3 separate regions of the Homo sapiens genome follow, and regions 1 and 3 are each linked to region 2. A link is a contact called in ENCODE Hi-C or POLR2A ChIA-PET data. All regions are on one chromosome and are shown on one strand. The core of a region is the stretch at or near the end of the contact, and the rest is flanking DNA. Distances in the headings are between cores, read along the strand shown. Region 1 holds the start of DNAJC22 (DnaJ heat shock protein family (Hsp40) member C22). Region 2 holds the start of TUBA1A (tubulin alpha 1a). Region 3 holds the start of DDN (dendrin).

Evidence for each region. A loop is a pair of places that touch in the nucleus more often than their neighbours do. ChIA-PET counts read pairs that join two places held with the same protein, here RNA polymerase II (POLR2A). Pooled maps may share reads with other maps.
Region 1: a map of OCI-LY7 shows a loop between it and region 2 (4-fold over the local background). The contact joins the promoter of DNAJC22 here to the promoter of TUBA1A in region 2. A Hi-C loop is called at or near these places in 1 of 168 maps with a recorded cell type or tissue (OCI-LY7) and 9 of 50 pooled maps. POLR2A ChIA-PET finds 5 or more read pairs at or near these places in 5 of 52 experiments (A673, HEK293, MCF 10A and 2 more).
Region 3: a map with no recorded cell type shows a loop between it and region 2 (13-fold over the local background). The contact joins the promoter of DDN here to the promoter of TUBA1A in region 2. A Hi-C loop is called at or near these places in 3 of 37 single-sample maps with no recorded cell type and 7 of 50 pooled maps. POLR2A ChIA-PET finds 5 or more read pairs at or near these places in 5 of 52 experiments (A549, GM12878, HEK293 and 2 more).

What each region holds. Positions count from the first base shown.
Region 1 is chr12:49,344,688-49,348,644 of GRCh38, reverse strand. It overlaps DNAJC22 (DnaJ heat shock protein family (Hsp40) member C22), which reads right to left and starts at 1,757. Exons shown (of 4, transcript NM_001304944.2): 1 at 1,094-1,757; 2 at 540-1,001. RefSeq lists silencers at 721-940, 2,973-3,092, 3,113-3,212, 3,243-3,432 and an enhancer at 115-1,058.
Region 2 is chr12:49,187,174-49,190,884 of GRCh38, reverse strand. TUBA1A (tubulin alpha 1a) reads left to right here and starts at 1,805. Exons shown (of 4, transcript NM_006009.4): 1 at 1,805-1,908. The coding sequence starts at 1,906. RefSeq lists enhancers at 1,917-2,036, 1,535-2,126.
Region 3 is chr12:48,997,329-49,000,850 of GRCh38, reverse strand. It overlaps DDN (dendrin), which reads left to right and starts at 1,476. Exons shown (of 2, transcript NM_015086.2): 1 at 1,476-1,772; 2 at 2,185-3,522. The coding sequence starts at 1,564. DDN-AS1 (DDN and PRKAG1 antisense RNA 1) reads right to left here and starts at 2,504. Exons shown (of 2, transcript NR_147179.1): 1 at 2,161-2,504. RefSeq lists enhancers at 811-1,105, 2,775-2,844 and silencers at 1,251-1,545, 2,195-2,654, 3,205-3,294, 3,495-3,522.

The DNA of each region.
Region 1 (3,957 bases), core at 508-3,007, 160 kb before region 2:
ATCCCTTGTCCTAGCACCTCAGTCCCATTCTTTACAACCACAGTGACTCCAGATTTAGAGGAGAAAGCTGTTTAAATTTCAGACTTCCCCTGAGACCCATGACCCCAAATGACTCATGGGGGGATGTGTGGAGGGGCAGGGCTGCATTGGATGCTTTTCCAAAGTTCCCACACATTTTGAAAGCCTCTGCCTTACCCCTGACTTAACTCCAACTGTGGCTGCCCTCCCACACCTGGCCCAGGCTTTAGCCACTCTCCTGCCTTCCTAACTCTCCAGGCCATGAGATTTTCCCACAGGTCAAACTTGAAAGGGGTCCTGAATTCCCTTTATTAAAATATTCTGGAAAACTTCGTTTGACCTAGACCTTGGCACCCCACAATTCAACCACCTCTTTCGGAGGCCGGCTTGGAAAGCCACTCCACAGCAGCTGGACAAATCCTCACAATATCAAACTGGACGCCAAGCGTGCCTGCCAGTGTCCCCTCTATCTGGAGCGACCACCAGCCAGCACCCGCTACTTCCAAATCAAGTGGCCATACCTGGGTGCCCCGCTCCCAGACCGAGTCAGACCAGTCATTTCCTTTGACCACAGAGTGAAAATGGCCCGTCTCGCCCTGCTCCCACTTCCATCCAAATGGACTTTGTCTTTTGTGTCTGTTGTGTCACGGAAGTCCGGCTTCCCCAGGCCAGGCTCCTCCCCAGGGCCCTCCCCGGCCCCCTGGGGATCACATTCCCGCCTGGGACTCCTCCCGCCCGCCCTCGCGGGGAAACTCGGTGCAAGGCTCTGCAGACGCCTGCAGCTCCGGTGGGCTCAGTGCCCAGCCCGGGCCCAGCTCCTCCCACACCACCGCACCATGGCCGCCAGGTGGCGCTGCCGCCGATGGAAGGGGGGGTCCGGGCGGTCCCCAGACACCTTGTGCGGGTACCGAGGCACAGCAGCACAGGACTGCCCCTATGGAGGGGCTGCCTGGCAGGAGCAAGGGACGCTCCTATCTGTAGTGCTAAAAAAAAGGATAAACTCCTGTAAATGCAAGAATACGTCCTTGATTACCTCCTCCCACCCCCACAAATTGAAAGGTGACTCCTCCCTCACCTCAAGCTGCACGCTCCTCTCTTCACGCTCCGTTGACCTTCAAGACTGGATGGTTCCACCTCCAATTCCCTTAAGGCAGAGACATCCACGGACAGGCTGCAGTGAGGGACATCCAACCCAAGCTGTCCTCAACCCCCCACAGGGCTTGCTTGCCTCACCGGCCCACCTCCGAGCCTTCCAGTTAGGGGCTCTGCTTCTGCACCTGAGCCTGAGACCTGAGGAGCCTCCCAATCCAGGGCTGCTCTGTCCCGCGGGCTATGAACCAGAGGGAGAAACGGGAGCAGAGGGTTGGAGGGCAGGAGGCTCGACCAGGAGGGCGAGGCCGCAGCCCGAGGCTCGTGGTAGTCTGCCTTCCTGCGCCTCTGCGCTGCAACGGAGCTGCAATGCAAGACGCCTTCATTTCAATGTCCCGGGCTCCAATCCCGGGTTCTACTCCGTGAACTTGGCTAAGTCATGCAGCTTCTTGGGCCTCAATTTCCTTCTCTGGCAATCTCGTGGATCTCCGAGGTCCCCCAGTCTGGACTTGCGGGGGCTTCGGGGGACGGTCGGCCTCGCGGGTGTCACCTCCCGGCAGTAGGCAGAGCGCTTCCCTCCAAACGCCCTCAGCCCTCATCTCGGCCTGGAGAGGAAATGCTGCTCTCTATATGACCTCTTAGGGCTCACTGAGGGGCCTAGGCTGGGAGGGGCCCCAAAGCGACGCCTCAGACTGCTGGGGGGCGGGGGCGGACAGGAGCGCTGAATAATGAATGAGACTTAATTGGGCCCGCACTGCGCGACGGCGCGCTAAGCTTTGCAAACAGCGTGGGCGGCGGCGGCCGCCGCTGGACAAACAAACTATCTCCCGGCTCAGGTGGTGGGGCGGGGGCGGCAGCCATACAAGGGAGAGGGAAGGGGCTGGCCGCCGGGGCACCCGGGGCCGCAGCGCGCCCCCAGGTTTACTTCCCGAGGAACCCAGAAATGCGGGGCTGCGCTGGCGGCCCAGAGAGTGGGGGTCGGGAAGGGGCTCAGGGTTCGATCTCAGGAAGGGAGGAGTGGGGAGGGAGAGAAGCGGATTGTGCGGGGAGAGCCAGGGGCCCAAGGGCAATGTAAGCGCGAGGAAAAGCTGAAGAAACGAGTGGAGGGCAGAGGAGAGGGGAGAAGTGAGCGAGGAAAAAGCGCACCGGGGGAGGGGCGACGGGGTCGGGGGAGCGGGAGAAGAGCTGTTACCGGGAGGAAAGGGAAGAGCGATGGAGGAACAAGCGAAGGAAGGCGCAAGGGGCCGGGAGAAGAGGAATTGAAGAGTCAAGGAGAGGGATGGGAGGTGACCGGAATAAGAACGAGGGGGCGGCAGGGCGGGGGGAGGCGCCCCTGCCTCCGCCTCGCCCTGCAGCGCTCCCGGCCTAGCGCTCTCTCCAGCCGCCCGCACTCACTTTGTCACAATTACGGGGCCGTCACTCCGCCCGGATTGTTTTCCCCAAATTGTTGTTCTATAAACTGGTGCAGAGTGGGAGGTGGGGGGATCTGACAAACTGCAGCGAGAGGAAAGGGTCTGAGCTGTGGTGCGGGGCGCGGTGGTGCATTTACCCGCAAACTGGCCCCGCGTGGGCGGAGGAATCCAAAAAACCCACGCAGGAATTCTGGTTGCTGCCCCAGCTTCGTCGCTGACCCCGCTTTTAACTTTTTGGCTATTCTCAGCATCGGCTGCCTCGGTTTCCCCAGCAGAGCGTGACAAGGATCGGAGGCTGGGGTGGTGGAGGCGCTTGTAGGTGGGGTCCAAACCGTCCTGCCTGTCCCATTCTGTCTTGTTCTTTACTACCCGGGTCTCCCCGGCGGGGGATGGGTGGTCTATCCCAGCCCAGCGGTCCTCAGAGCGACCTCGAGTGCCTTCTTCCCCCGTGAGTGAGGCTTCTGCCCTCACCCGGTCTGGGCCATCTCCTACCCCGCCTGTGCCCTCCGACCCTCTGCCCTGCGCCGCTCGGTGTCCCAGCCTTTCAATTCGGCAAACATACGTTGCGCGCCCACTGAGTGCCAGCGCTGAGCCAGCCTCACCCCGCCGCCTCTCCCCCCCGCCACCCGCCCCTTCCCGGCCGGCCCGGCCTGTCGGCTCCGTGACAGCAGCCGCCGAAGCCCCGGCCCCGCGGGAGCGGCCAGAGAGGAGCCGCCGCATGGCTGGCTCCGACACTGGCCTCCCCGGCGGCTCCAGGGGCAACGAAGGGTGGCGGCCGCTGAAGCGAGACTGGAGCCTGCTGGGGGAGTTGGCAGGGCTGAGCGGGGGAGGGGGAGGCCCTGGGCGGGCTTCTCTCTGGTTCTCTAAGGCCTGTCGTTCTCATTCCGTCGCCCTCCGGTACCGCCCGGGTCCCGACCCCTCCTGGCTTCGCGAGCCTGGGACGTGGTAGGCTCCCCACGCCCCCTCCCCCAGCCCAGGTGATTTACACGCGGGCTCCGCGAAGCGGCCGCTTCCCAATCAGGAATATCGACCCCGGGCGGGGCCCCCGGGCCGCATCGATCCCTCTAAGGCTCGGGATTTAAAAATGTCAAATTTGCCTTTTCCAGGCGGGCGGAGGGGGCGGGGGCCAGGCGGAGGGAGGTTGGGAGGAGGGAGGGACAGCAGGGCATCGACCAGGCGTCTGTGCTCAGAATGTGAAGTGACCCGCGCGTGCCCGAGCCCTGACACGGTGTGACCATCCTTGGGTTAGCAATCACCTCTGGATGGGGGCAGGAAGAAAGCCCTCCTCCTTCTCCTACTCCAGTGTCCGTGGGGTATTCTGCTGGGCTGGTGTATTCTTAGAGAGAAGAGCCCCAAGAGGAACAAAGAGAGAGCCCCCCAAAATGTAGGAAGACAAATTTGGAAGATTCCTAAATGTGGAAATATGCAGACACAAAGG
Region 2 (3,711 bases), core at 556-3,055:
GTTCTGAAAGAAGCATTCAAATACCTAATCCTCCTGTCTCTTCTGAAATATACTTTTTTTTTTTTTTTGCTAAAGAAGTGGAGATAAGATGATGTTGAGGATTATTTTTTCCTAGGAAATATACAATAAGTAGATAAAATGATTTTTGCATTTTGGATATTATTTTTTTTCCAGAGAATATTACTGAAGCAAAATTGATCAAGTAAAGCAGAACTGTGGATGGCAGGCTAGAAAAATCTGTGGTCGCCATTGTCACACCACAACCTGCAGCAGCTGTATTCTCAAGTCCCTCCCTCCCACGCCCTTCTTAGCCTGCCAGCCTAGCAGGAATGAATGGGTTCCGCAGAGCACTGTGTGAGTAGTGCTGCAGACCCTGAAAATTTGTCTCTGAAAACCAAAAGGAAAAATTATTTGTAAAAAATAAATTTTCAACTTTAGTGGCCAAACTTATTTACCTCTGAAATTTCATCACCAACATCCAGTGGTACGAAGTCCAGTGACTTACTCCGGATCGTTGCTGAGAATGGAGGCTTCCTAAATATCAAGATAATTTTACTCCAATTTATTTCCTAGGGGTGAAAGCAAAGCCTTTTTGTCCCAAGGGACAACTGAGCAACCACCAGAGTCTCTAGCTGAACAGCAAGGGTGTGAGGCCGGCTAAAATTCCCACAGTTAGAAGCCCACTCGCAGGAGGATATTTACCAAATTGACATAAGAACTACATAAAAAGGAAATGCGTTTATTGAGCTGATGTTTCACAGTTGTCTGTGGATGGAGGCGACATTGCAAAATTCTTTTTACATTATATTATTCTCTTCTTCTTTTTAATTTGGTGTATTGGTTATTACTATTATTTTGCTTGTTACTTTCCAGACAAAAGTCCAATTCAGATATGTAACTGCACACATGTAGTACTAACTTCTGAGCTCAATTATTTCTCCTTGTATTTTCCCAATTTTCTATCAGGAAAGATGATTCATTCCAAAGGACAATGTACCATACAAAATGTGTTACATAGACTTCTCATAAAAGAATACCTCTAGTAAACCATTATAACTACTCTACGTTCACTTGCTCTTGATTATTGCCATGTTAGAACTATTTGTTCGCTTCTTTATTTAATATGGTTATTCTTTCCATCTTCCAGTTTTGTTTAGCTATTCGGGTGTGCGTGTGCCTGCAGAAGAAGCTCTGAAAATAAGTTAGTTGAACCTGAGAAACCATTTGGAATGACCGTATGGCTAAATCTTTTTTTAAATTAAAAAAATCACATATACCCAGGCCATTTCGAGCATCATGCCGATTTTCCCTCCCACTTTACGTTTAAAGCAATTAGAGATGTTGAACCCTAACAAAATGTAGTCGAGTTTAATATACTACGAGGGAGGGGCTGGCAGTCATTTTCCTTTAAATATTTAATCTAAACATAAATTGTTATTAAGGGTAGGGGGAAAAAACCTCACATAGATAATTTTAACTGCAGTTTGAGGTTTAAGCAACAGAAAGTCTTCTAACCCCAGTCCCCTTTCTTCTCCTTCCGCCCCTCCCCAACCCCGCCCCATAATGGATGCTCGGCCGACTGCTTCTGCACGGTCTCTTTGTCTAAAGGATGCAAACAGTCTACGGATGCTAGAGAAAAAGGGGTGGGGGAGAGATTACCTCATCCCACGTCGCTTGCACCAATCACCAGTCTCCTGTCATGGCTTCTCTGGGCAGATTGGGGGTCTGGACCAACAGGAAAAGGCCCCGGCCCATCCCCATGGTGACCGAGTTGTATATAGGGAGCCGCATCCGCCTATGTGCCGCAGGTTCTCTTACATCGACCGCCTAAGAGTCGCGCTGTAAGAAGCAACAACCTCTCCTCTTCGTCTCCGCCATCAGCTCGGCAGTCGCGAAGCAGCAACCATGGTGAGAATCGGCTTCGGCTCTTTGTGGCCGTTGGGTGGAGTCAGCGCCCCCAGGCTCTACTTGGAAAACCTTTAAGCTCTTTTCTTTCGTAAGCTCTCTGGGCGAGGGTGGTGGTATGTTTTGTGAGGTTTAGCTTAGCCCCAAATCCTCAAGCCCCGCCGCCGCCGCAGTGCGGGTGCAGGAACCGGGCCAGTACTGCGCCCAGGGCGCAGCAGAGCGCTGGGGAGGAACAAAGGCGGCGCCTAGGCGCCTGTGTTATCCGAGAGACTTTCGGGGGCCGCGGGCAGCCCGTCTGCCGCGACCGAGGGGTCTGGGGCGTCCCGGCTGGGCCCCGTGTCTGTGCGCACGGTTTCGCTGATGCTGAGGGGCCACTTTCTGTCTCGCGTTGTTCTCTGGGGACCGGGAGAGGAGGAGGCACCCAAAAAGAGCGGGGGCGTTGGGCGAGCTGGGGGACGTGGGAGGGGGAACGGGAACAAAGCGCAGCCTAGGGTTAGCGTGGGAAGACCCTCCGCGGTCTTTGGCGTTTTGGAAAGATACCCACACATTCCCGGGAAAACATGGTGAGTTTCTGCCGGAGCCCCCGGCAGCGGGTGTCAGGGCGGCGCAGGGGCGGGGTTGTTTGTTTCTGGCTTCTATGGCGTTGGAGCCACTGGGCGGGGTTCGCCCTCACTGAACCTCTTCTGTCAGGAGCTGACTGAAAAAAAAACAAAAAAACCTTTCATCATTGCGGAACTGTAGGCTCCAAAAGGGTTTTCTTCACTATTATAAGTTAGATGACTTTTTTTTTTCTTGAGCAAAATCATAATTCACTTCACAAGCTCTTTAATGTCTGGTCTGGGGACGCCCTGCCCTGACCGACTGAAGTGTGTGTGTGTGTGTGTGTGTGTGTGTGTGTGTGTCTGTGGGACGCCCTGCCCTGACCGACTGAAGTGTGTGTGTGTGTGTGTGTGTGTCTGTCTGTCTGTCTGGACTGCACGTTCAGCGAGGGAGAAAGCCCACTTTGTGAGCCCCAGGGTACCCTGATGGTCAGGACCCAGGGAAACGCCCTTCCCCGCCGCCCCCCCGCCCCGCCCCCACCACATCAGCGAATAGACAATGAAAGTGGTAGCCCTAAAGACCACAGAGAAGAAAACCTCTATTGGATGCAAAGAATATGAATATTATGTGATGGGTAGAGAATCTCAGGATGAAAATACTATTTTGTTGTTTTAAATAAATATTTCATTATCCTTCCACTGGGCTTTTATTCTTTGGTACCTTTTCATGTGATGCTTGTTTCTAACTTAGGAACTTTTGTGTGTGTGTGTGTTAAGATACGGATAATTTTTCAGCTTTTACAGTGGAGAAGATCTGGAAAAACCTTTTTTTTTAAAAAAAAAAGTAATGAAATTGCTACAGACAAAGAAGAATTATACTCCGCATCCCGTTGTCTTTTGTTCCAGTGCATCTTAATTAATTCATTTCAATTCAGGCACATGGTCCCGGGCGGGGTCAGAGGAGGAAAACTGGCAAAACAGCACAATGAGATCATGTAGGCAGCTGCTGGAAATAGAGCTTGCTCTGTTAAATAATGTAGCAGACAGTACAGGCTAGCACCAGGCACAGCAAATACAGCAATGCAGCAATGCAGAAGGCAGACCTTGTCTAAACTCCTAGTATTGATGGATTCTGCAGACAGACTGCAGAAGGGTGTGGCTTCTTGCCTCAGCTGCAGTACAGATGTCCGGATTATAATATCAAGTCCTATTCAGAGGAAACTTTCATCTTTATTTAAAAGGGAAGAAAGCAGTAAAATTAATCCCA
Region 3 (3,522 bases), core at 227-2,726, 190 kb after region 2:
GGGTCTGGACCCAAAGGGCTCCATGTACATTAGTGGAAAACTAATTGGGAACTCTTGCTTCTCCCATTTCCCTCTAAAACCCAACCTATCCGTCTCAGTGTGAGGATGAAGCTGAGGGAGAGACAAGGGATGAAATTTGGGAGACTCACAAGCTTCTATTCTTACCTATTCCTCTCCAGAGAGGCAAATTATCCCTTCTTCCCGAGGAACCATGCCCCACACACTCTCCCCTCTCTCTGCACTGCTCCCCTCCACTGAAGCTGCTGCCATGGTTGCCAGGCATGGTTGCTAAGTCTCTGCATGGAAGGGTTGGCGTGGGCTGTGCTGCCACTAACATTACCATGGTGAATCAGGGGACACCTGGTATAAGCTTAGGAGGAGGGATCATGTGGATATAAGCAACAGCCCCCCAGGACAGAGGCAGCCCAAAAGGTGAGCATCTGGAGCACCACTTAAGGTGGGGACTGAGTGAACTAGGCATTGTGGTGGTGGTGAGGGGGAGTTCTACATTGAAAAAAATAAAGGCCACTTTTATCATTTCAGTTGCTAGGGGATTAGTTTTGCCAAGCAAACACATCATTTCTCCTCCATCCCCCTCTGGAAGGGTGAGAGTGCATAAGCACTTACTCTGTCCTCCATAAAGCTGGGCAGGCTGTGTGGGCACAGAACAATATAACCCCCAAATCCTGGCTTCTGGATTGGAGGTGAAAGCCTGCTGCTGTGGGAGGGCTCCCTGGCTGCCCAAGGACAAACATGTAGAATGGAACTGGTAGGGCAGCTTGGGTGGCCAAGGCAGACGCCTGTGTCCTGCTGTACCAGCAGTCCTAGGCTGCAGCACTGAGCTGACAAGGAGATACGGGTGTAGGGGTCACCCTTTTTGAGCTTAGGGAAGGCAGCTCTCCCTCAGAGTCGCACAAAAGCTTGGTAAAAGCCACCGCCTCCTCTCTCCACCGCATGGGAGCTGGTTACTCATCTCATCTCTGCACCCGAACAGCCACTGCCGCTAAAAATAGCCCCCCAGCCGTGGGCCAGCCCCTCCTGCACCCCAGCCCCATGGAAACCAGCAGAGTGGCAGGCAGAGACCTTGAGTTCCAATCTCATCACTCTATGTTGGGGAAACTGAAATCTGAGGCAGGAAGCCAGGGGCAGAACCCTGGTGGTCAGGCAACCTGACAAGCAGGAGAGTAAAGGGTTAAAACGGCAGGAAGGTTGAAGAAATAGGGGCGGGGGAGGGGGCACTGTCAGCTTGGCAAGAATCATAAGTCCCTCCCCCGCCCACTCGTGCGATCCCATCAGGCTTGGGGGACAACAGCAGTGGGAAGGGGCGTCCAATCCCGGGCCCCAGGGGGCGGCCGTGCACATGGGGGAGGTAGCAGCGCGGAGCAGTCCGCGCGGTGTCACATGCGCGCGCACACACAGAGACAGGCACACACACGTGTGCCCGGGTATATATAGTTCCCAGTCCCCGGGCCCGCGGCTCTGCAGTGGGCGCCGGCTCCCTGGGCTGGGAGGGGGCTCCTGGGGCGGGTGGGAGGGTGGGGGGCCGGGGTGGGGTGGGGCAGGATGCTGGATGGCCCACTGTTCTCCGAGGGGCCTGACAGCCCCCGGGAGCTCCAGGATGAGGAGTCTGGCAGCTGCCTCTGGGTGCAGAAGTCCAAGCTATTGGTGATAGAAGTGAAGACTATTTCCTGTCATTATAGTCGCCGCGCCCCTTCTCGACAGCCCATGGACTTCCAGGCCAGCCACTGGGCTCGCGGGTTCCAGAACCGCACGTGAGTGAAGCAGGGGTGAGGGGAAGAGAGTGGTGGGGCGGGGAGTGGGGTCCGGACCTCCCCGCAGGCACCAGCGAGCACTGCTGGTCCCCCTTCTCTTTCCCACGCCTTCCACCTCTGCCCGCTCCCGAGGGCTGGGGCCTGACTCATCCCGTTGTTTGGGGGAACAGAAGTGGGTGTGAGAAAGGGCAGGAGGTGAGATGGGGCAGACGCTGTTAAAGTGTGCATGGAGAGATGGCGAGGAGTCCCGCTTCGACTTCAGTCCTAACATATACGCACGTGCACACGCGCACACACTCACACACACCCCTTCACATGGCTGCCCCAAGTGGTCTCCAGTGCTCCCAGCTCCCCGGACCTCGGCTCCCTTCCCCCACAAACTGCTCACCTGGGTTCCTGCTCATTGTCCCAGGTGTGGGCCGCGCCCGGGATCCCCACAGCCGCCGCCCCGCCGGCCCTGGGCCTCCAGGGTGCTGCAGGAGGCGACCAACTGGCGGGCGGGGCCCCTGGCCGAGGTCCGAGCTCGGGAGCAAGAGAAAAGGAAAGCGGCGTCGCAGGAGCGGGAGGCCAAGGAGACCGAGCGAAAAAGGCGCAAGGCTGGTGGGGCCCGACGGAGCCCCCCGGGTCGACCCCGCCCGGAGCCCCGCAACGCCCCTCGGGTGGCCCAGCTGGCAGGGCTCCCTGCTCCCTTGCGGCCGGAGCGCCTGGCGCCTGTGGGGCGAGCGCCCCGTCCATCCGCGCAGCCGCAGAGCGACCCAGGGTCGGCGTGGGCGGGGCCCTGGGGAGGTCGGCGGCCCGGGCCCCCAAGCTACGAGGCTCACCTGCTGCTGAGAGGTTCTGCCGGGACCGCCCCACGACGCCGCTGGGACCGGCCGCCACCCTACGTGGCTCCACCTTCTTACGAAGGCCCCCATAGGACCTTGGGGACTAAGAGAGGCCCCGGGAACTCTCAGGTGCCCACTTCATCAGCCCCAGCTGCGACTCCAGCCAGGACAGACGGAGGGCGCACAAAGAAGAGGCTGGATCCTCGGATCTACCGGGACGTCCTCGGGGCTTGGGGTCTCCGACAGGGGCAAGGTCTCTTGGGGGGATCCCCAGGCTGTGGAGCGGCCAGAGCAAGGCCAGAGCCCGGCAAGGGGGTCGTGGAGAAAAGCCTGGGGCTGGCTGCTGCTGACCTGAACAGTGGTAGCGACAGCCATCCCCAAGCCAAAGCTACAGGGAGCGCAGGCACCGAGATAGCTCCTGCGGGGTCTGCAACTGCGGCTCCCTGTGCCCCGCATCCCGCTCCCAGATCCAGGCACCACCTCAAGGGCTCGAGGGAAGGGAAAGAAGGAGAACAGATCTGGTTTCCCAAATGCTGGATTCCCTCCCCTAAAAAGCAGCCGCCCCGCCATAGCCAGACACTCCCCAGACCCTGGGCTCCCGGAGGCACCGGATGGAGAGAATCTCTGGGTCTTGGAGAGGGGGCAGGACCGGAGACCCTGGAGGGTTGGAAGGCGACCCGCCGTGCCCACACCTTGCCCCGCAGTTCCCAGGGCCTGTCCCGTGGGGAAGGCGTCTTTGTCATTGACGCCACGTGCGTAGTGATACGATCCCAATATGTTCCAACCCCCCGAACCCAGCAGGTGCAGCTTTTGCCCTCTGGGGTGACACGCGTGGTGGGGGATTCCCCCAGCCAATCGAAGCCCGGCAAGGAGGAGGGTGAAGGGGCCACGGTCTTTCCTTCCCCTTGTCAAAAGCGGCTGTCGAG